Regions from separate parts of the Mus musculus genome. Here regions 1 and 3 are each linked to region 2. A link is a loop called in an ENCODE intact Hi-C map of the cell type or tissue named here. Cell type or tissue: left cerebral cortex. All regions are shown on one strand.

Region 1 (8,000 bases), 1.8 Mb before region 2:
GGAGGGGCATAGTGTCCACATTTCAGTCTTCATTTTTCTTGAGTTTCATGTGTTTAGGAAATTGTATCTTATATCGTGGGTATCCTAGGTTTTGGGCTAGTATCCACTTATCAGTGAGTACATATTGTGTGAGTTCCTTTGTGATTGTGTTACCTCACTCAGGATGATGCTCTCCAGGTCCATCCATTTGGCTAGGAATTTCATAAATTCATTCTTTTTAATAGCTGAGTAGTACTCCATTGTGTAGATGTACCACATTTTCTGTATCCATTCCTCTGTTGAGGGGCATCTGGGTTCTTTCCAGTTTCTGGCTATTATAAATAAGGCTGCTATGAACATAGTGGAGCATGTGTCCTTCTTACCAGTTGGGGCTTCTTCTGGATATATGCCCAGGAGAGGTATTGCTGGATCCTCCGGTAGTACTATGTCCAATTTTCTGAGGAACCGCCAGACTGATTTCCAGAGTGGTTGTACAAGCCTGCAATCCCACCAACAATGGAGGAGTGTTCCTCTTTCTCCACATCCTCGCCAGCATCTGCTGTCACCTGAATTTTTGATCTTAGCCATTCTCACTGGTGTGAGGTGGAATCTCAGGGTTGTTTTGATTTGCATTTCCCTGATGATTAAGGATGTTGAACATTTTTTCAGGTGCTTCTCTGCCATTCGGTATTCCTCAGGTGAGAATTCTTTGTTCAGTTCTGAGCCCCATTTTTTAAGGGGGTTATTTGATTTTCTGAGGTCCACCTTCTTGAGTTCTTTATATATGTTGGATATTAGTCCCCTATCTGATTTAGGATAGGTAAAGATCCTTTCCCAGTCTGTTGGTGGTCTTTTTGTCTTATAGACAGTGTCTTTTGCCTTGCAGAAACTTTGGAGTTTCATTAGGTCCCATTTGTCAATTCTCGATCTTACAGTACAAGCCATTGCTGTTCTGTTCAGGAATTTTTCCCCTGTGCCCATATCTTCAAGGCTTTCCCCCCACTTTCTCCTCTATAAGTTTCAGTGTCTCTGGTTTTATGTGAAGTTCCTTGATCCACTTAGATTTGACCTTAGTACAAGGAGATAAGTATGGATCGATTCGCATTCTTCTACATGATAACAACCAGTTGTGCCAGCACCAATTGTTGAAAATGCTGTCTTTCTTCCACTGGATGGTTTTGGCTCCCTTGTCGAAGATCAAGTGACCATAGGTGTGTGGGTTCATTTCTGGGTCTTCAATTCTATTCCATTGGTCCACTTGTCTGTCTCTATACCAGTACCATGCAGTTTTTATCACAATTGCTCTGTAGTAAAGCTTTAGGTCAGGCATGGTGATTCCACCAGAGGTTCTTTTATCCTTGAGAAGAGTTTTTGCTATCCTCGGTTTTTTGTTATTCCAGATGAATTTGCAAATTGCTCCTTCTAATTCGTTGAAGAATTGAGTTGGAATTTTAATGGGGATTGCATTGAATCTGTAGATTGCTTTTGGCAAGATAGCCATTTTTACAATGTTGGTCCTGCCAATCCATGAGCATGGGAGATCTTTCCATCTTCTGAGATCTTCTTTAATTTCTTTCTTCAGGGACTTGAAGTTTTTATCATACAGATCTTTCACTTCCTTCGTTAGAGTCACGCCGAGATATTTTATATTATTTGTGGCTATTGAGAAGGGTGTTGTTTCCCTAATTTCTTTCTCAGCCTGTTTATTCTTTGTGTAGAGAAAGGCCATTGACTTGTTTGAGTTAATTTTATATCCAGCTACTTCACCGAAGCTGTTTATCAGGTTTAGGAGTTCTCTGTTGGAATTTTTAGGGTCACTTATATATACTATCATATCATCTGCAAAAAGTGATATTTTGACTTCCTCTTTTCCTATTTGTATCCCCTTGATCTCCTTTTGTTGTCGAATTGCTCTGGCTAATACTTCAAGTACTATGTTGAAAAGGTAGGGAGAAAGTGGGCAGCCTTGTCTAGTCCCTGATTTTAGTGGGATTGCTTCCAGCTTCTCTCCATTTACTTTGATGTTGGCTACTGGTTTGCTGTAGATTGCTTTTATCATGTTTAGGTATTGGCCTTGAATTCCTGATCTTTCCAGAACTTTTATCATGAATGGGTGTTGGATCTTGTCAAATGCTTTTTCTGCATCTAACGAGATGATCATGTGGTTTTTGTCTTTGAGTTTGTTTATATAATGGATTACATTGATGGATTTTCGTATATTAAACCATCCCTGCATCCCTGGAATAAAACCTACTTGGTCAGGATGGATGATTGCTTTAATGTGTTCTTGGATTCGGTTAGCGAATCCAAGAATATCAATTCTTAATATGTGAATTCTTAATATGTGAATTCTTAATATGTGAATTGGGTATGTGTGAATCTACAGTTAAGTACTTTTCTTGGTTATGTATTAAAAGCCACAACTTCAGGAAATGATCATGCAAATCCCTTTGTCACACTGTCTTGTGATTTGACATGTTACTCAGGTAGTATTTCTGGCTATTTGTTTTCAATCAGTGTGACCCAGGACTGTGCCATACCCAGTGCTCCTTTGTGATTAACATGAACATAACGGTGTGAGAAAATGAACATCTCAGACTTTAAAGAAAAAGTGAGGTGGGGAGCCCCATCTCTGTATTGGGCAACACAATTTCTCATGGCAGTGGGGGTGGGGGGGATATTGTGAAGCAGGTCTACTGTCAATGCCACAATGTATTGATGACCTGGTCAGAAATCAGATACTCAGTTGCTGAGAGGGACCAGGCCCATGTACATAACTGTTGCTGTCTAGAGTTGAGGAGCTATGGACAATGATGAAGGCCACTCAGTCTGTCCTCAGATCTGGTTCTTCAAGGCCAGGTGACACCACTTGTAAGAGAACCCATAAATAGAGATTTCTGTAGAAGTTTGTTTTTTAAGTAATGATTAAAATGTTAGAGAATATTTAGGTCAAACAAATGTCCTGTGTGTTAACAATAATTTACATAATTTAATTAGTGTTTGACTCTAGAGGCCCATGAAATAAGGCAGAACCTTCTGGGTATTTCTGATGAGGGAGTTCCCACTGGCTAGGGGCAGGCCATTGGAAAGGATGCAGCTCTAATGTTGGCCATCATCACCCTTGGGGCATCTGTTTTGCTGGGGAGTCTGGTGTCCTCTATTGGCAGCACTATACTTTAGAAAGGGGATCGTGAGTGGGTGCCTAGAGGAGATGATGACTTGGCCCCATTATAATAATCCAAAAGAGTATCTTATGACATGTCAAAAGACAACCTTCAAAACAGTCCATGAACTGACCTAATTAGAATTTGTTTTCCACTCCAGAATCAGTTTTTATCTAAAACGTAAAACCTCTCTTTTGGGTATGGCAGAACATTTTTTTGTTTGTTTGTTTGTTTTTTGTTTTATGTAATATAGTTCGAGCAGAATAAGGAAACAGTACAACACAGTACAGAGGTCTGTTAACATCTGGTTATCTCCAATTACTTCCCCTTGGGAGGTAAGAGGGGTGGCATTGATTGTATTAGTAATTACTTTCTGTTTCTGTAATAAAATATCATGACCAGAAGGAACTTACAGAAGAAAAAGTTTATTTATTTTTGCATGTGCTTCCGGAGGGAAAGCCTATAATTGTGAGGGAGGCTTGGCAATGGTCAGCAGGAGCAGTAGCCTGGGAGATCATATCTATTAACTGCAAACAGGAAGCAGGAAGAGGAAATGAAGTAGGGCAAGGCTATAAACTCTCAGAGCCTATTCCCGGTAATGTACTTCCTCCAGCAAGGCAGTATCTATGAAAGGCCCTACAATCTCCCAACTGAGAACCAATTATTCAAATACAAGAACCCATATGGGACCAACCTCCATCCTGCTTATCGAGTTGTTGACTATTGATGCTTTCGGAAGTCTGAGTATCACTGGACCCTCTCCCGATCTCTCAGTTCAGATAAGTAACTTAGTTGTGTGCAACTTTAGCATGAATATCTTCCTTGCAGGTCAGTACTTTGGCATCTACATCAGAACATCAGACCAAATGGCTTCCTATATATTTTATTTAGCATAGATCATCACTTCTCATCAGCTAGAGAACAAAATGTATTCTTTCATTTTCATGCTTTCAGTGTCTTGGATCATGGAAAGAACAACTGTTTGAAGTGAATGAGGAGGGATCCAGGCGAGTCTGACTGCAGGATAGACAATGCTATGACAGACCAAATGCCAGTCTGCCTTTATGTTTGGTAATTTATGCTAGAGAGATAATGACAATTCAGAGTAACATCTTTTCCAGGATGACCAGAGCTGTCACATTTATAAAAATTTAAACTGTAGGTAGGAAGGAAGTTTTGGAAATCAGGGTACTGCAGCTGATAAGGCGTGTTAGGGTGAAGAGCCAGTTCCTAGACTTATTATGACTTATTTTCTAAGTTCATTGGTAGCCTTGTGCATTAATATGATATGGCCACTAGGTGGAACTCGTGCTTGCTGTCTCTTTTTTTACACAAGGCAACTAAGACTAATGAAGCCAGTAGTGTTCCAATTTGAAGGCAACCAAACCCTTCTACAAATACTAACTATAATATTGACATCTGTTAACAGTCAGTTCAAACAATACCTCAGGTGAGACACAATAAAGGAATAATTGTCCAACACTCTTTGCTATGATGCTTTTGTGATTTGAGTTTCAGTGAAATTGGCCCTGGACCCTGTCCTCTTCGGGGTGAGTGTGTGTGTGTGTGTGTGTGTGTGTGTGCAGGGGGTGTTATTCCTCCCTTACTTTGTTCATGCATCTAGATACAGTGTGTGGTTGCTAAGCTCCTGTCTTACTTTTGTAGCATCCCTGCCACTTCAGCTAGCGAGCTGACTCCTGAATGAGTTCAGATTATGAGTAACAGCTGAGCATGACACATGGGCAAACCAGCTACAGCATGACTAAAATCCCCCCCTTTAAGATCCATAATTTCCTTTAACTGAGTGAACGTCATACATACGCATTATATACAACCCAGAAACAATAAATAAATAAAGAAAGACACAATCAATCTTGGAACTAAAAAGAAATAGTCATTTTAGTGAGTGTTTTTATAGTGCTTTGGTAGTCATTATTTATACATGTTGTGCTAGTTAGTTTTTATTGTCAATTTGACACAACCTAGAATCTCCTGGTAAGAGAATGTCAATGAAGTACTGCCTATGCATTATGTGGGTGTGTCTATGCAGGATGGTCTAAAGTCAATTAATTGATGTGGGAAGGTTCAGGCTACTGTGGGCAGCACCATTCCCTACACAGGAGTTGTGAACAGTATAAGAATGAGAAATAGAGCTAAGTGCAAGTAAGCAAACAAGTGATTGTGTAATATATTTATTTTTCTCTGCTCTTGACTGTGAATGCGACTTGATCAGCGGCCTATCTTGACTTTCCCACAATGATGGGATGTGACCTAGAATTGCAAATTAAACCCTTTCTCCTCTAAGTTGTTTCTTGTCAGTGTTTTGTTTGTTTGTTTTAATACAGCAGATGAAACAAGATAAGAACACATGTGATTAGCCAGGTATGTTTTTAATATGCCTGCAGTGTTGCAAGGCACCGTGTTAGATTTCTCAGTTCATAAACACTGATGTCTCCAATCTAGAAAACATTGGACAAGATACAGAATGTTTTTTCATCTGTATATGTGCATACAAATGCCTGCAGAGGTCAGAACCTAGTGTTGGATGCCATAGAAACGGAGTTGTAGATGACCGTGAGCCACCATCTGGGTGCTAGAAACAAAATCTGGGTCCTCTGCAAGAGCAGCAGTGCTCTTAATTGTTGACCCATGTCTCCAGCCCAGCCCAACTGGTTTATATATTTTTAAAAGAACTATAATATTTTCCACATATTGTTTAGCATCCTGCTTTGTATTTTGTGCTTTCCTGAGTAATATTCTTAGAATATGTTTCACAACTTCAGCTCTCAAAAATCATAATTTAAGATTCATATTATATTTTTTGACTATGCAGCAATTCATCTAATGTTTCTGTTCTTAAACTGTAGGGTATATATATACATATATATGTGTGTGTGTATACCTTTTATGATGAAAGTGATCATTTGACACATAATATTGCAGATGAATATTTGTTCACATCTGTAGTGATAAAACTGAGTTCCTGAAGGTAGGGTTGGTGGATTAAATGATTTATAACATGGTAAGGTTTGATATCTCTCCTTAAACTTCCTGCATGAGACCTACAAGGATCTGTCTCTATACCCATGGTTCTTTGAATCCTCACCATCAATGAGCATTTTTATTTAAATATAGTTTCTAGTTCTAAAGGTAAAATATCATTGAAAATTTAATTTTGTTTATTATTATTCTGTGCATCACGTGTGCATGCATGTGTGTGTATGTGAATGTGTGGTATGTGGTGTGTGTAGTGTGTTTGTGTGTGTATGTGTGTGTGACAGCATGTGTGCATGTGCTGTGTGTTTGCTGTGTGTGGTGGGTGCATGTGTGGTATTTATACATGTACGTGTGTGTGTGTGTGTGTATGAGAGAGACAGAGACAGCATGAGTATGACATCATGTGTGCTTGTGTATGTGTGTGTGATAGCATGTGTGCACGTGCATGTGTGTGTGTATGTGTGTGTGTGAGTGTGTGTGTGTGTGTGTGTGTGTGAGAGAGAGAGAGAGAGAGAGAGAGAGAGAGAGAGAGAGAGAGAGGAGAGAGAGCACTTGTGTGGAGGTCAGAGGACCACTTTCAGGAGTTGCTTCCCTCATTCTACTATAAGTTCTAGAAACTAAACTTCAACATCAGGCCACTGCAGCCTATTTCACTATTAAAATTAATACCATTTATATCCCTTTGCCTTTGAGCATGGTTTTCTTGTTAATCGTTCTTAATAGTTTTTTTTTTTAATTTGCATTTTTTGGAGATTTTCTTGGTCCTGTTTCTTACTGGTATTAGCTCTTTTTTATTGTTATGAAGATTTTAAAAATGTATTAGTTATTAACTGCAATCATATTTCATTTGCCTTTATTGGATTTCTGTCATGAATGAAATACATTTTACTAAGGTTTCTAAGACTAGATTCACCATTATGCATCATTTACAGGTGAGGCAAGGGAAAGTGTTTTTATGGCTCTAAGAATAAGCTTTCTCTTTACCCTTAGATTTTACCATTTCTTTAAAGGATCATTGGCCAAATACTAAGGAAATTACTGGAAATAATTCAACTTTTACTGGTTCCAGAAATATTAAGCATGTCAGAGAATGTAGAACGAGGACTTACTCAGTCCCAGTACTGACAGCAGTGCCCACCAGGAGAGACTGACTTAGACTACCATCCAAAGACATCTATAAAATACACAGCTGTGCCCACCAGGAGAGACTGACTTAGACTACCATCCAAAGACATCTATAAAATACACAGCAGTGCCCACCAGGAGAGACTGACTTAGACTACCATTCAAAGACATCTATAAAATACAAAGTTGTGCCCAGGTGGCTCATGCCTTTGATCCCAACACCTCTGAGGCAGAGGCACGCTGATCTCTGTGAGTATGAGGCCAACCTGGTCTACTGAGCATGTTTTAGGACAGCCAGGGGTACACAGTGAGAAAAATAAAATCTTGAAATATATAAAAATAAAAAAAGAAAAGAAAGTGTTGAAAAATACAATAAAATTTAAAAATACACATTTGTTTGTTTTGCTTATTACTGAGTTATTTGAGATGACAGCTTACTGTGAAGCCTACATTGGCCCTAACCTTGTGATCCTCCTGCCCCAGCCCCCTGAGAGTTGGGATCACAGGCTGTATTACCCTGCTTAGATTCAAGAAAGACAAGTCTCTTTCCTTGAGACATTTGAAAGCCACTTTCCAGCTTGTATGTGGTCGTACATTTTCCGTGGTGTGTATATAAGCCTAATGGGTGAGAGAAAACACCACTGTGCTTTAAAAACCGAAGTAGCTTGAGTTACACATGTGACCTCCATGTGAGCAGTTGTCCACTTGATTTAGCAAGTTGGTTGCACTAGCACT
Region 2 (8,000 bases):
TCTTATAATATCACACGTGCTATTGTTACAGGGCCACAGACCTCAGCACAAATGACTCCATGATGCGAGTGCCATTCAGGCTGTAAAACCTCAGCATGCAGACAGCATCACCTGCCAAAACTACAACAAAGGCTTAATCCAAAAGTCCACAGCTCTGGGAAAGTCTCAAAATGTAATCAGCTTGCTTTCTTTTTTTTTTTGCTTCTGGTGAACTCTTCTTGTTAACTGGAGTATGTCAACCCAGAACACGGTGGTGGTGGGGTGTTGCTGAAAAGCTCAACCTGAGAAAGGTTTGGTGCTACACTGGGATCCCCAAGCCCCTTTATAGCCGTCAGCTGGCTGGGTAATAAAGACCTTCTATTGGCTGAACCCATGTCTGAGCAATCTTCTCTGGTGAGGACCCCACAGCTGGTCCCAGGGCAACTGCTGTTGCTGGAGTGGACCGTGGCCTTTGGGCTGAGGTCTTGCCCAGTTTCTTGGCCAGGAGGTCACTCTTTTACCCCATTTCCCACTCTATGCCCTTGGTCAGGAGTTATCTGAAGGGTTGCAGGTGGTGTTTCATGGCCTCCGAGACACTGTCTACCGAGAAGCTCCTGTCTATGTCCTCTTGGCTCATTCCAGCCTTTGTCTCATGCAGGGTGAACATCTCACACTTCCAACACCACCTGGAATGTACTCCATTTCTGTGTTCCCAGTTTATTCTTAAAGATTCACTTTCAAATATGTTAATCCATTGTTCCGTTCTTGTGTCCCATCTCTCCCCAGGTTGTACAAGAGAAGAACATGCCGTTTTTCATGCTGATTTTTCAATGCTTTTAAACATCAAGGCCAGGTCTTCAGGTCTGCCACATGCTGTCTGTCGCATATAAAGGCATTGGTTGAGCTTGTCCTTTCTTGGTGGACAATCACGTGCTTAGCATCCATTGGTTTCTCTTGTTTCCAGCACTGGCTGCTACAACTTTCCACAAACAGCCAGCCTCACACTCTTTTTCTCTGACTTTGCTTCATGCATTTTCCTCCAAACACTGCTTTGTGAAAAGAGACCTTTTTTTTTCTCTTTTTCTTTTGCAAACCTCAAACCTAACTAACCCCGTTTGTGAAATTAACCCATACTTATAGAAAGAAAAATGGAAATCTCATGGCATTTACAACCGAAATTAGCATGACAAGCTTTTAACCAGCTAGCCTGCAGCCAACTTGTCTCCTGTTGAAGGAACATTGAGCCAGCCATCAAACCTCATATCTAGATCATGTTTTGACTTATTTGAGAGTAGTGCAACTCAGAGACAACATCTCTTACATATTTCATTAGAATTCACTGCTAATTTCCTAGGGTCACAGCCTCCCATAAATAGATATAGAAACACAGCAGAGTTAATATTGAGGAGCCACTACTGCACAAGAATTGAATAATCATTCGTGGTTATTTTGGGGTCTCCTGCTTTACAAAGGAGCAAAGACTTTTGTCTCTCCCATCTTGTCCTCATGGTGCAGTTTCCAGGACTTTGAGCAGTACTCACAAAGTCCTCACAAGAGTGAAATCTGAGAGGCTCTCATGTTAAAACAGAAAATGCAGGAATCCAGGGAAACGGAACCTGTTTCTTAAGTGAAGATATGCAAACCGTGGTGGAAAGGAGAAATAAATTAGGATGGGGGTTTGTGAACACAAGTATGTGTTTGAAATAAAGACTTTAAGATGAGCAAGCATAAAGGGGAGCAAGACGTCAGCTCTAAACACATCTTCCCGTGAGGGCCCCCGGCAACCTTCTCTTCACCTCTGCGTTAAGCTCGCTTTCTTTCCTAAAGGATTTCTTTGGCCACACAGCAACATACTGGATAAAGAAAGCCAACTGGTAGAAGATGCACGCACGCACGCACGCAGGTACGTAGGCACGCACGCACGCGCACGCACACCTGCTGTTTCCCTTGCTGCATCTGCATCCGTCCACACCTCTGTCATTGTCCTCCTGAGCTGGAAGCTGTCTGCCAGGACTTGGAAGCACTTCAGCTGTAAGGAGCTTCAGGCGATAGAAGAAAAGTTAGACGAGTAAGGGAAGACTCCAAGGGAAATCTACAGTAAAGCCATGGGGGCCGGGGGTCACATCAGGGCTTGGTTGGTACTGACCACAGAGCTGAGAGAGAAGGTGTAGAACATGCGTGTGGGTGTATGAGGGGCTGTGAGAAGAAGATGGATGAAAATTAAGTTAGCTGGCTGGCCGTTGAGTGAGACGGGAACTGAAAAGGACTCATCTACAAACCAGAAAAGCAAGCAAGGTTTTATTTTCTTTCCCCTTCTTTCCCCACCCCCACCGTTTGAGAAAAGAGACATGAAGGCAAAAGGTGAGCTGAGCTCCCTAAGGCCACCCAGAGAGTTCCCCTCAGCTCCCCCTTCTCTTGAAAAGAAAGGTTTACTTTAGATACTCAAATAGACATTTTCAAATGTTTCTCAATTCCGAAACCTCAACCACCGGTCCCCGTGTTTACCGTTGAGGATTGCACAAATTTCCCCTGCTCCTGTAGGCTTCATCTCAGAGACTGATTGATAATGCTACTGCAGCCCCCAGGCCAGGGGGGCAGAAGTTTCTCTGAGCCTACAGTCGCTAGCTAGTGGACACACTTTTCATGCCATGGAAGGACAGACAGACGGCTGCAGCCAGCTACGAGGCCAGCCAAAAGTGTCACCTACCAGCTAGTGCTCAATGCCCGGGGGGTGGGGGGGTGGGGGGTGGGGAGAAAAACCACATGAAGCAGAGCTCAGATGCCCTGGGTGGGATATGCCCTGGGTGGGATGCATCAGATGCCTTCCGCAGGCACGACCACGACCCGCACACTCAAAAAGATGAACGGCGGTCACGTGTCGTTGCTTGGCTAGTGTCTGTTTCAACCTAACACTTTGAACATACACATGGTCCGGGGTGTCTGGCGGGCGGGGGAATTGTGCAGAATACGAGCTGGGGAGGTTCCAGCGTTTCTTGGTAAGAAATGCTTAGCTGAAGCATTTTCTTTGGAAGAGGTCTTCGCAGTGTGTTGGCTGGCTAATTCAGTTTGCAACGGTTTTTACATGGCGGTTTATAAAACACAGAGGGACTGTCAATAGTTCATCTCAAAGAATGGAGGTGCGAGGCAAGGGTGGAAAGTTCCCTTTGGATCACTTCAGAGAGTCTCCACAGGGTGTCAAGACACATCTGCACCCTGGGAGAATGCGTTTGAATCTGCAAAAGTCTTACCTCCAAGCCTTGTACTTCTCCCCTCCCCCAGCTTCAACCTCCCCACAGACCCCTCCCAGCCCACAGCTCGGGAGGCCAAGGCTACATAGATATTTTCTCATCATTACACCAGGTCAAGGGATAACTGGCAAGGCCAGTTGGAAAGTGAAAGTGTAAACAGGTTTTTATTTCCCCCTTCTTCTGGCTCTCCATGAATAGAACTTTCACATCAGAACCTCAAGCTGATGGAAAAATTAGATAATCACACTCGGTTACCTTAACCTCCCAAAGTCATCCTTACTGTGGGTCAGTTAAGGGCGTCTCAGACACGTAAAGAAAAAGCAGTAGCCTAGCTTTATTCTTGGTTTTTGGGTCGAGGTAGCAAAAGACACGAAAAGACAACTTTGAAGTATTTCATCCAATTTTCTCACTCTGATTGCTTTGACTAAACTAAAATAATTTCCATGTTTTCAAAAGAGCTGAAATCAGGGTGCCAGCGGGTTTTCCAAAAAGCGAGCTAGCAGCGCCGCCTACTGGCTGTTTTCTAAACTAATGCAGGATTTTTAAAAAAAGATATTATTTTGTATTTATATAGCGCCGTCTTCAAGAAACTTTTAAATGCTTTACAGACTTCCTCTCTAATTAATCCCCGCAACAACCGTGTGAGGTAGGCATTACTCCCATTTACAAGAGGGACACTGAAGCACAAAGAGGTTAACGCAGGATTGAAAGCGGGGCTAAGAAGGGTTTAAGAGATAAGAGAATGAATGTCCAAGAGAAGACATATGCTAAGGAAATTACTTGTACTCACACGTTACAAGTTAAATGAGAAACTTTAGCTATTTCTAAATGTAATGTAAGTCTGTCAGAAAGATGAGAAAATGTGGTTTATAGCATGCAAATGTCTACTTTATCTTTTTAAAAAACATATAAACACTCAAATTAAAATTCTTCTTCATCAGCAACTGTACAAATAAAGACATAGTGATATTCCTGAAATTCACATAATTTAAACCAATTTCACACCCATTCCCTAGGATCTGCATACAAATCCCCAGTTTCACATCTAGAACAATAACAAGGAGCTTTTTACTGGTCCCGAAGTCCCAAAGCCCACAACCAAGGGACTTTAAATGGAAAGTATTGTATACACACACACACACACATGTATATATATATATATATATATATATATATGCATATATATGTGTGGTGTGTATGTATATATGTGTGTGTATGTATGTATATATATATAATTTATATATATATACATACATACATATATATATACATATATATACACACACACACACACACACACACATATATATATATATATATATATATATATATATATATATATAGTACTTGAGCAAGATTTTTAGTTACAACTATTCCCATCAGTGACTGCTCCCTCTTAAATAAGTATTTCAAATGTGGGGGATCAGTGTAACTCCTAAATGCTCTGTCAGGCAGGCAGAGTGCTACAGCTCCAGGCACATCCTCCCAGAGACAACAGCTCGAGGCTTTCTGGGTGCACTGACTTAAAGTAGCAAAAGCAGTTGTATACTTTCTCTTCCTGTTGGGGAGTCCAGTCCCCTGCCGCCCACCTTTCCTGTTACTGAGTGAGTGAGCTGCCAGGCACTTTATTTCCTCTGCCTGTGAGCTGCACAGGAACCCGTCCTGTGCCCTAACTGTTGTTATCATGGTGTGTATTGCTTGTATACACATTTGCACACATATATCTACCCGGCTTCGCTGTGTGCCCACCCTCCACACTCTCTCTTGCATCCCCGATTCCCCTCTTTCTCTGTGCCTCCTTAGCACGCCTCGGCAGTGCAGAGTCTTTTTATTGGCATGACACACGAAAGCTGAAGAGCTACTAAAGGAAAACTGGTCAAGGGGACTATTCTGACATTGCTGGTGTAGGAAGCTGCATACATAAATTTACAGAGTAAAAAGTAAAACCTTTAGATTTTAATTTTTTGACAAATAAGTATTCCATTCTGTGAACCCGTGACTTTCCCTTGACTGATATCTATCATAGAGCCATGGAAAGAAACCCACATTGAATATTTGATAACTTCTCTTACCTTGCTTCATACTGTTTTGTAGAGATGTATAGAAATATAACACCCTACCTGGGGTCTAGAAAATATATGTTAATAAGGAAAGTGAAGGACCAGAGAGACACATGGTCAAATACCAACATTTCCTCTACACAGGTATATGAATTTTTGCCAGCCACAGCCTTTTTCGGACTTGATGTATAGAGACCAGCTGGAGCTTCCAGAATACAGAATTTAGTGAGGGACAGCCATCACTATGTATTGGAAATTAAATGTTTATTCTCCACAGATTCCTTTGTGAATAGAGAAAATACTGCTTTCTGAATTAGGAAGTGCTCTGCTATCAAGCTAGCACTGAAGGGAGTAAATGAAGATGAGCGTTCATGTTTCCTGTCTCATTTGAGACATAGGATTGTTCTGTCCAAGGTCATGAATGGGTCTAGGGCTCTCGAGGGACACAGCAGAAAATGAGGTGCTGTGAGATTTCTCCTTTCCTCACAAATGAAAAACAAAAGTCTTTTAATCAAAAGGAAAGCAGTAAATTAAGAAGTATGTGAGTGGCTTATCTGCTCAGTCTCTACTTCAGATCCTGACTGCCAGACTGTTGCCCTCTCAGACATGTCTTCTCCAGGCAGAGGCTGCAACGCCATGTGCCACAGCTGGGCAAAGGCTACAAGGCCATGTGCCACAGTTGGGTATGGCTGGCACCCAGAGAGAGAGTACATTCGTGAGCTCCATGGAATTTAAGGAAAACATGAATTAACACAAGCGCCAATTCCTCAAAGGCAGACTTCATTCTCAAATTGCATGCCAGCGGAGCCACTAATAAATTATTAGGTATCTTCATTCTGAAATGCTTGTCCAACATTAACTAATTTGACCATATGATATTTTCAAAGGGGTAATTATCATTCTCATCTCGCAGATGGGGAAATAAATCAGAACGATCATCACATTTAAAAGGGAACATTATTTCATATTGTGACTAATATCATCTTCAGTTACTAATCTTATTAAGGGGTGAAAATGTTCTATCCACACATAGGAATGGCACAGCTGACCTAATATGGGTAAGGCATGTCCTTTGAACGTCCTATTTCAAAAATTTCCTTTTCTTAATCTGCAACCCACAAAATCATTACAAGCATCTTATGAAAACAACCAAAATAGAAAAGAATACACAAGAAGGTTGGGAAATTCTTTCTATGGAAACAGTAGGGGATGTGTAGGGATAGCAGCCAGGCCCGTCCTGCCAAGGGAAGGACTCCAGGCTTCCCAGAGCAGAGGAAATGAGCATAAGCACACGGCCATGAGAGGCAGCGAGCTTGGGTTGTTTTTCTCCGGGAGTGACAGATTAGTGCTTCTGCCTGCTGTCTAGCTCATCTGACAAATGCAAAGCAGGCTGGGGCTAACATCGAGTCACAAAGGAACCCTGATATTTCGGAGTTCTATATTGGGGCATCTAATAGACTATAGACAGAACATAATTTCAAAGCTAATCTCTATCCCAAAGATTCACAGATAATATAGAACATCTGTGTTGTGTTCAATGTTGTGAGTTACCTACACAATTTAAAGAGTGTGGTAGGGTGTACACAGGTAGCATCCAGACACTACACCATTTTTTCTGTAGGGAACTTCTGCATGCCCAGACCTAAGTGTCCAAGGGGGCGGGGTGGGGGGGAGAGCCAGTTCTGAAACCAATTTCCCAGGATACTGTGGGATATCTGTATATAGTTCTGGCCACAGAACAGGTCAAAGCTGAAAGGCTTACAAGTAGGGCACATGCACGATTCAAGTGAGGATTCGAGTTTCTCGGCTGCTGCTCCATGGATGGATATTGGTTGTGATGTGCAGGTTTTTGTTTGTTTTGAGTTTTACTTATTTCATGTATATGAGTACACTGTAGCTGTCCCTGGCACACCAGAAGAGGGCAGCAGGTCCCATTACAGATGGTTGTGAGCCACCATGTGGTTGCTGGGAATTGAACTCAGGACCTCTGGAAGAGCAGCCAGTACTCCTAACTGCGGAGCCATCTCTCTAGCCCTCATCTGATGAGTGGAGACCTTAGAACAGTTTGGATGACATCTTCACGGATTGCCCAGCCCCAGAGTCATGGGCTTTGCTACTTATCTTTCCCCTGACATGGCAGAAATGGTAGACAGAAATAATAGAAGGGATGAAAGACTCTGTATTCACGATTCACAGTGTTTCAGTCCCTTGTGACAGGAAAGCCACAGCGGAGCAGCTTGATTCCTGGCAGGAGCAGGTGGCAGGGGTTGTTCCCATCACATTGGAACAGGCAGTGGAGAGAAGAAGGAACTAGGAGCCCGGATATAGCCATCAAGGGTTCTTTGCTGGTGACACATTTCTGCCAGGGAGGCTGCACTTCCTGAAGGTTCTAAGTCCTTCCAAAGTTGCTCCGCCAGATGGAGAACAAGCTTGGCTATGAGCCTGGGTGGGGACATCTCAAATGCAGATCAGAACAAGGAGCGCCCTTGCTAGTCTCCAGAGTGCTCTCATCAGCCGTGTGTAACTAGTTGATGTGAGCTTGAAACACAAGCCGCACCTTTTCTCCTTGTTCATCTTCTTGGCCGTGTAGACCTTTTGGCACTGTGGCTCTCCAAATAGTGTCCCTACAAAGTGTTGTCCTGAAACCTACTATGTGCCCATTTTCTCAGGCCTCCTGTGAAGGATGGGTCTCAGCAGTCGGAACTGAGGGAGC
Region 3 (8,000 bases), 1.1 Mb before region 2:
AAGGTAAGTCTTGTCCCATGCACATTATTTTTATCACTAATGTGGTCAAATACGCGGCAGAAACAAGAGCCAAAGGATTTATGTCACACTTGGCTTCCAGGGGTGGGCGGCTAGCTCATGCTCACTTGGGCCCATGCACTTGAGTAGAACATGGTGATAGTATGGGCATGCAGCAAAGCAGCTTCTTCATCTCCTGTGGGCAGGAAGCAGAAGGAGAAGAAGGGCCTGGGTACCAAGGATAACCTTCAAGGCCACACTCCAGGTGACCACAGATGAAAACAGGCGTTTCCCACACCACGTTGTAGAGGCAATTCATAGCCACAGTGTAACAAATTATTGTCTGAGGTAAAAGTGTTCCTTTGGCTGGTTCATCTCTCTTCATCATATTAGCGAGGACTCTAGAATTAATCTCTGGTAGATGGAGAGAGCCATGAAGGCCACAGTACAGTGTTCACAAATTGTACTTAAAATGTCAAGCTCAAGAATCTACGTTTGTGGCACTCTCTGAGAGCATATATTTGGGTTTTGCCTGTAAGCATCTGGTAACCACTCCTTCTTGTGGTTATGCCTCACCTGTTAGGAATACCTTTAACAGGATTTAAACTGATAAGATAGATGCGTGTACAGTTCAAGCTACGCCAACCAGAGGGTTTTCTTTCTGGAATATTAATCTGCACCACGTAACAAAGTCTAAAAACAAACAAACAAAAACTATATTCATTCCTGTGGCAATCACTTTACAAACTATCTTCAAATTCCTGATGCCTGTTTTTTTCTGAAATATTCTCTTTAAAAATTAAGATTAAGCTTTTCCTTTCAGCATTATAGATTAAATTGAGTTCATCATCAAATTAAATCTGATAAAGGCTCCTCATTCCTAGAGAGGTATTTGGGTATTTGTCAAACGAATCTTTATGGTTTTATCCACTCAAGACTCAGCTATGTGAATATTTCTGCTGAAGAACTCAACTTTTAAATTAATTTTATAGGTTTTATCCCTACGGGCACATAATAATTGCATGTACTTATAGGAGAGTCTCTAATGTTTCAATACATATGTGTGATGTGAAATCATGATATTTGACATATTCATTGCCTCAAATAGTTATAATTTTTCTTTTTAAATGTATTTGCTTTTATTTTATATGAGTGTGGGTGTTTTGCCTAGATGTATGTCTATGTGTGTCCTACAGAGGCCAGAAGAGGGCATCAGGTTCTTTAACACTGGAGTTACAGGTGGTTGATAGTCACCACGTGGGTGCTGGAAACAACTCAGATCCCCTGCAAGAGCAGTAAGTGCTCTGAAGCACTGAGCCAGCTCTCTAGGTGACAAATATTTATAATTTTTAATAAAATGTTTTTGTTAACTTTTGAGACTGCAGACACACATATAATGCATGACTATGAGATTCACACACCTATAATATAATGTGTGTTGATCAGATTCACTTCCTACTCATCTCCCTAACACCTACTCCATCTCCCACCCTCTCTCAACTGCACCTCCTTTGTTGCTCTTGTTTCATAATCACTGAGTCCAGTCTGTGCTGCCCATCACTCATGGATGTGGGGCCATCCCTTGGAGTATGGTCAATGTCTTAAAAAAAAAACAAACAAAAAAAAACTGATTCTCTCTCAGCAGCCATCAACTGTCAATAGCGCCTCAGCTTGGGTGGGGCTCACAAACTCCTTCCTTCTCCGTTCTGTAGTGTTGACTATATTGATCGTATATAGGACTTCTGCAGACAACCACAGCCCTGCCAGTTTACAATGCTGCAGTTTTGTCATGTCAGCAATATTTCAGATGGGCAGTGATGGCACACACCTTTAATCCCAACACTGAGGACACAGAAGCAGACAGATCTCTGAGTTCGAGGCCAGCCTGGTCTACAGAATGGTTTTCAGGACAGCCAAGGCTACACAAACCCTGTCTCTCTTTACAGGAGAAAAACATGCAATATTTTGCCACACACACACACACACACACACACACACACACACACACACACCTGCCCACCCCCCACCCCCGCCAAATCTTAAAACTAATGCCCCTGATTAGTGCATCTCTGCAGTTCTGTATATGTGTCTGTATGGGTTTGAATGGCCCTTGGTGACAGTAACTACCTTATTGGACTGGAGGGGTGAGAATTATGCTAGAGGTGAAGAAGCACACACATTTCCGCCATTATTTCCTTCCTTGAGAATTACTGTGTTGCCAGGGTTTTCTCTGCCAGTTTTTTCATGTTCGGCTGCCATCATGGCAGCTGATTTCTTTATCCCTAACTCTGAAGAGGCATTAGGCCTTGCCTGAAACGAAGGTTTTTATAATATTTAATCTTTTTTCATCTTCCTTTGCTGAAGCTTAAGTCCCATTACTCCTGGTCCTGTCCTTGTTGACTAATGAGGATAATTGGTCCTTTCCTCCTGCAAACATCCTTTTATGTGTTTCGGAGAGTTATTACGGTTCTTTCCAGTCCTCTCCTCTCTAGGCGGAGCAGGCCTGATTTTCATAACCTTCCCTCACAGGGCTGATTTTCCAAACCTTTGATCATTTCGTTCTTCCCCTCTGAACTCTCTCCAATTTGTCTGTCTCTTTCAAAATGCAGTGCCCAGGAAAGAATTCAACCCTCCTCCAGTTGAATCCTAACCGATATGGCCTTAACCTGGTCTGAGTCTCCTGCATATGTAATGATCTACACATTACTTACCAAAGTTCTTTCGCAGAAGTTCCTTTCATTAAAAAGAAAATTAGGAATCATAATTTAGCATTTAGAACAACTTAATTTGGCATTCCTCACAGAACCTACATGATAGTACATAATGGGTATTTAAAAAATGGTGAACTGTCCAACAATAGCAAACAGAATTTGAGTCAAAGAGGTAACATTTTCAGACTGGATGACCTTCCTAAAGACAGTGAAAGAAACTTTTCAGGTATGAAAGAAGAATTCCATATTATTCCATGTCATTTACCCCGTAATAGAGTATCCAGTGTATGTAAAAGAATGTCTTGTAATGCCTGGAGAATCTTTTAGGAATAAATTTTTACACCTCAAGCTGATATATGGCTTTTCACTTCAGTTTAAAATTATAGGAGCAGTTACCAAAAACTATCGTCCATAAGCTAGTCAAACAAAGAGAGTTAAGCCTTTCTGCTGAAACTTGAGAACAAATTAAGGATTGCCTAGGAGAGATTATGTTTTCCATGTTTGTACTGTTAGTATTTATGAAAATACCGAAAGCAATCTCTGATTTTGCAGTTTTTAGTCACTAGCATATGAGACCAGCATGAGACATCAGTAAAGCGGCTTCACCCTTCATTGTGTTATACCAATTGTGAATCAACAGAGTTGGGGAGTAAGATATGGCTCCATAGACTAGATGAAGATAAAACAAGCTTTGAAGACGGGCGTTAAAGAAGAGAAGAGGGACACAGCCAGGAGTGGAGAAATGGTGAGAGTTCCAGAGGGCACTGGGCAAACGGACTTGGCTGGAGTAGAGAAATGAGTTGAGGGTGGCTTGAAAGCCAGACAAGCGTGAGGGAACTTAGTGTGGTGAGGTGTCTCGGAGCTGCTGAGAGACGGATGCAAGTTCCTCTTTGGGGAGATCTGCCTGGTGGTAGCCTTCTGGTGCTGATCGTGGGGGCGGGGCTGGACAAGGCAAAAGCGGCTTGAAGCAGCTGAGAGCATTCTACTCTTCACAAATCCTGCTGGGCTGTCAGACTTGTACTTTTAAATGTGTGAGCCCAATTATCCTCTTTGGACTATCCTACAAGGAGACTTTTAGAAAAGTCAAAGAGATACTCAGACTTAAACATCTGAGTCCCAGTCCTCACGGCTTTGGAGCACACTGGAGATCCTGGGGAGCCGTTTTAAGGTGGATATTTGTAGTGTCACCTTTAAACACTTAACTCTAATAGGACTCTTTCTGAAGGGACCCTTCAAAGGAGAGGGAATGCAGTATGCACGACCACTAGATGTCACTGTTGCTAGGCTACCTCAAGTTTAGAAGTACAGTATTCAGAGAGCTTGAAGAGTCTTCAAATCAAAAGGGGGGGAAATGTAAGTTTATTATACTTGCTGCCAAAATGCTTGTCACCCCTGCTCTCTGCCACCACACACACACATCCATATTCTTCCTAAAAGGCAAATTCAAGACACTCGTCTTGAGGGTTTGTGACGATGTCTAAAACTAGTATGTTCCAATTGTCCCCTTTATCCCCTGGTGCTAGAGACTGAGACCCTAGGCTCCACCACTGAACAATAGCCTCTGCCTCTTTGTGATTTTTATCTGGAGCCAGTGGCTCACTAAATGACTGAGATTGCCCTTGAACTTTCTCTGGAGCACAGGCAGGCCTTGGACCTGTGCTGTGTGTGGTGATTACAGGCTTGCACCACCAGGGCCAGCCTGACTTTTGTCACAGAAGCACCCTCTTTTAAGTGCTGTGTTCTCTGTGGCTGTGTGAAATGAGCTCTTGCTTTTTAAGCAGTATTCTTGGCCATGTTGCCACTGTGGAGTAGTCCCTTTGCAAATGACTTCTGAAAACATTTCATATGTTCAGCTCTGACTTGGGGTACTTGGTTTAGTTGCATGTGTCCCAGGTTCATGGCTACAGTAGAATTCCTGAGTCCTCTGTGGGACTGTCTCATAATGCAGCTTTTACTACAACGGAGACCTTGAAAACCCAAGTCACATTTTATTATGTGTTTACACAGTCCTAATTACCACACCATTAAAAATATTTTAAATATTTCAATTATTTTATATGTTTAGACTATAGACTATGGTCTGAACATAACAACCTGTAATACCATGTTTGGGTACCTAATAAAAGCTCTTAAGTAGCACAGTATGTACTCTTTGTAAATAAACACTGTATAACATACCTTATGAAATATTTAAAAGCCATCTTCTCTAGTAACTAAATGTTATTAAACCAAAATTCTTTCCCCACTACTCTCCCATATTGCTTACTCTTCCCACTGCCCTAATAGAATGCTCTGACAGAAACAATTTGCAGGGAAATGGGAAGGATTTATTTTGGCTTAGAGGTCCAGGAAACACAGTCCACTGCGCTGGGGCAGGCCTGGAAATACACAGAGGCTGACCACACTGCACCCATCCTCAAGATCCAGAAGCAACCACTAGCGCTCAGCTCACCTCCCATGGGTCTTTTCCCCCCAATTAACCTAGTCTATAAACTCTCTCAGCCGTCGTGAGGCTTGGCTCCTGGACCATCCTGTCAAGTGAGCAGCCCATATTAACCATCACATCCTGTAAGATAAAGCCTTTTAGGTGGCTCAGCAGATAAAGATGCTTCTCATCAAACCTGAAGACCTGAGCTCCATCCCCAGGAATCTCATGCTGGGAAGAGAGCCCAGACTCTGCATACTCTAAGATACTAAGATACTCTAAGATACTCTTCAAAGTGATAGGCAGTCAGCTGCACACTACACTAAGAGAAAGTGAATACGCCCATGGTTTGGTTTTTCTTCCTAAGACAGGGTCACTCTGGGTAGCCTTGGTTATTCTGAAACTCAGTATGTAGGCCAGGCTGGCCTCAGACTCTGAAATCTACCTGCCTCTGCTTTTCTAGTACTTGGATTAAAAATGTGTGCCACCCCCATTGGACACACAAACTTTATACGCCCCAGTACAGGGGAACGCCAGGGCCAAAAAAATGGGACTGGGTGGGTAGGGAAGTGGGGGGGGGGAGTATGGGGGACTTTTGGGAGAGCATTGGAAATGTAATTGAGGGAAATACGTAATAAAAAAATATTAAAAAAAAAAGAAACCTCATTGAAGAGAAATACACTGCCTTAGGAGAGAAGAGCAGGTGATGTCTCAGCACAGCAGAGAAAATGCAAGATAGAGCTGGTTTCAGTTGCAGCCTCATTTCCAAGACCAGGCAAGAATCTCAACCTGACTTATTTTGTTTACCCTGGCCATTATTTAAATGACCAATGCTTAATTTTAATGAAAAAAAAATGTGCTCTATAGCTCACTATAGTCTATACCAGGGTCAGCAAACATTTTCTGTAAAGGGCTAGATAGGCAAATGTTGCAGGCTCTGGGGCCCATGTGGTCTCTGTCTCAATTTCCCTAATCCACTGTTGTAGAGAAAAGCTGCCATAGTTGTGTACTCTAATAAAGCTCACTCTGTCTGTCTATCTGTCCATAATCTGTCCGTCTGTCTGTCTGTCTGTCTGTCTATCTATCTATCCAACCATCCTCTGTCTGCATACCTGTCTATTGTCTATCTAGTCTTAATTTATACGTATGTGTGTGTTTGGTCTGCATGTATGTCCGTGTACTACACGCATGCCTGGTGCCTATGGAAGACAGGAGAGGCTCTAGGATGATCCCTTGGTATTGGGTTTACAGGTGATTATGACCTTTCATGTCAGTGTTGGGAAATGAACCTGCAAGAGCAGGTCTTGTCTGCAAGAACAACAAATGGTTTTTATTCATGAGTAATCTCTCCAGCCCAACAATAAAGCTTTATTTATTAAAAAAAAAAAATGTGTGCCACCAAGCCCAGCTTAAACCCACAATTTTAAACCCTGGGGTTTTTCTCATCCTGATTTCTTGAGATAACAGAAGCATTTTCATTTCTGATTCAGCTTCTTACTGTAACTCCTTTAAGGAGCTAAAAGAATATATATATATATATATATATGTGTGTGTGTGTATATATATATATATATATATATATATATGTATGTATGTGTGTATATACATATATGTGTATATGTATATATATGTATGTATAAATATATGTACATAGTCTTATTAGTTATGCAGATACTAACTATATGTAATAATTTCCTATATTAGTGTCTGTATATGTATGCATGAAGAGAGAGAGAATTAAGCTAGTCAAAATGGACCTGGGGAAATGTGGATAAGAGTCTGTTGACCTCAGATACAGCACCAATGACAGAACAAAGAAATGTTCCACCATCATCTAGCTTAAGAAACCAGTGAGTTTATTATGATTTGCTTATACCGCCCTGAAAAGCCCACCCCAGTGGGCGTGATGACCACAAAAGCCCCATCTCTGCAGCTCTTCCCATGCCTCGGCAGCTCAGCTGGACACAGTCTCCTTTCCACAGCAACTGTTACTGTTTACATAACCCTGGAGAAGGGTCTATGAATCCTGCAAGCTTCAGGAACTTCCTAAATCTTACAAGTTCTGTTAGCTTCTTGAACCTTGGTTCATTTTGCTTCCTGAGTCTTAACATTTAGAGGAAACAGCTACATAAAAAATAAATAAATAAGATAAAGATGAATTATTTCTTAAACTCGAGAAAACATGTAGACCTTTTTGTTTACTTCTGTACATCAGGTATAAGTTTTGTTTTTGCTTTTAATTAACTTTTTAAAAGTTTACGGATGCTCCTAAACAGAGTTGGATGTATTTCCTGAACATTGAGATACAGATATTGCTGAATCGCCACCCAATTATTATTTTCTAGGTATCTGCATCTTGAGGTGACCCATCTGTGATTTTCCCCAAAGAACAAAATCAGTGACTCTGTCTCACACCATGCCTTCAACACAGCAGACAGATTCAGTGGGATGTAGAGAAAGCAAAAGATAACAGAAAAAAGCCTTCAAGATGACAGACAGTATGTGCGGCCAGCAGAACACAAGGCTCTGCATTGGATGGTACAAGACTGTACAAGATTGCAGGGGCTGTACGAGAACATACCCTCTTCCTTCCTCTCATCCTTGTCAGAGAAAACTTTCTTTTTTCTCCATCTCACCTAAGTCACCACAAAGGACAGATTCAGGCTGATAAAGCTTTGAACTGTGCCCATGCAACAAGGAATTGAAGTTTACCTTTCTGCTCATACCATACGTTCATGTCCCAAGAGTGTGTGAGAAATAGACATCAAGAGCTGTGATAAATGCCCTCCAGATACTTTGCAAATATCATGCACTGTAATGTATTCCTATCATATATATCCCTATATTATGAATATTCAGGTATACAG

What was found. Peaks named below come from ENCODE experiments on the same cell type or tissue, not always from the same donor. Only the 100,000 strongest peaks of a DNase experiment are listed, where the experiment ranks them.
Region 1: a loop joins it to region 2, with 4 times the contacts of the local background. A loop is called at or near these places in 5 of 42 quality-filtered maps.
Region 3: it touches region 2 in a loop (10-fold over the local background); 13 of 42 quality-filtered maps call a loop at or near these places.

What each region holds. Positions count from the first base shown.
Region 1 is chr6:7,657,340-7,665,339 of GRCm38, reverse strand. The region is part of intron 2 of Gm35051 (a long non-coding RNA gene); the gene reads right to left. Among named protein-coding and RNA genes, the nearest start is that of Asns, 32 kb to the left of the region's middle. In left cerebral cortex, a CTCF peak has its summit at 4,431 (motif pointing right); a DNase peak (open chromatin) is centred at 4,451.
Region 2 is chr6:5,854,302-5,862,301 of GRCm38, reverse strand. The region is part of intron 6 of Dync1i1 (dynein cytoplasmic 1 intermediate chain 1); the gene reads right to left. Among named protein-coding and RNA genes, the nearest start is that of Gm34527, 38 kb to the right of the region's middle. In left cerebral cortex, a CTCF peak has its summit at 3,745 (motif pointing left); DNase peaks (open chromatin) are centred at 2,972, 3,707, 4,783 and 7,695.
Region 3 is chr6:6,911,322-6,919,321 of GRCm38, reverse strand. No RefSeq gene overlaps it. Among named protein-coding and RNA genes, the nearest start is that of Gm22155, 9.0 kb to the left of the region's middle. In left cerebral cortex, a CTCF peak has its summit at 3,976 (motif pointing right); a DNase peak (open chromatin) is centred at 3,977.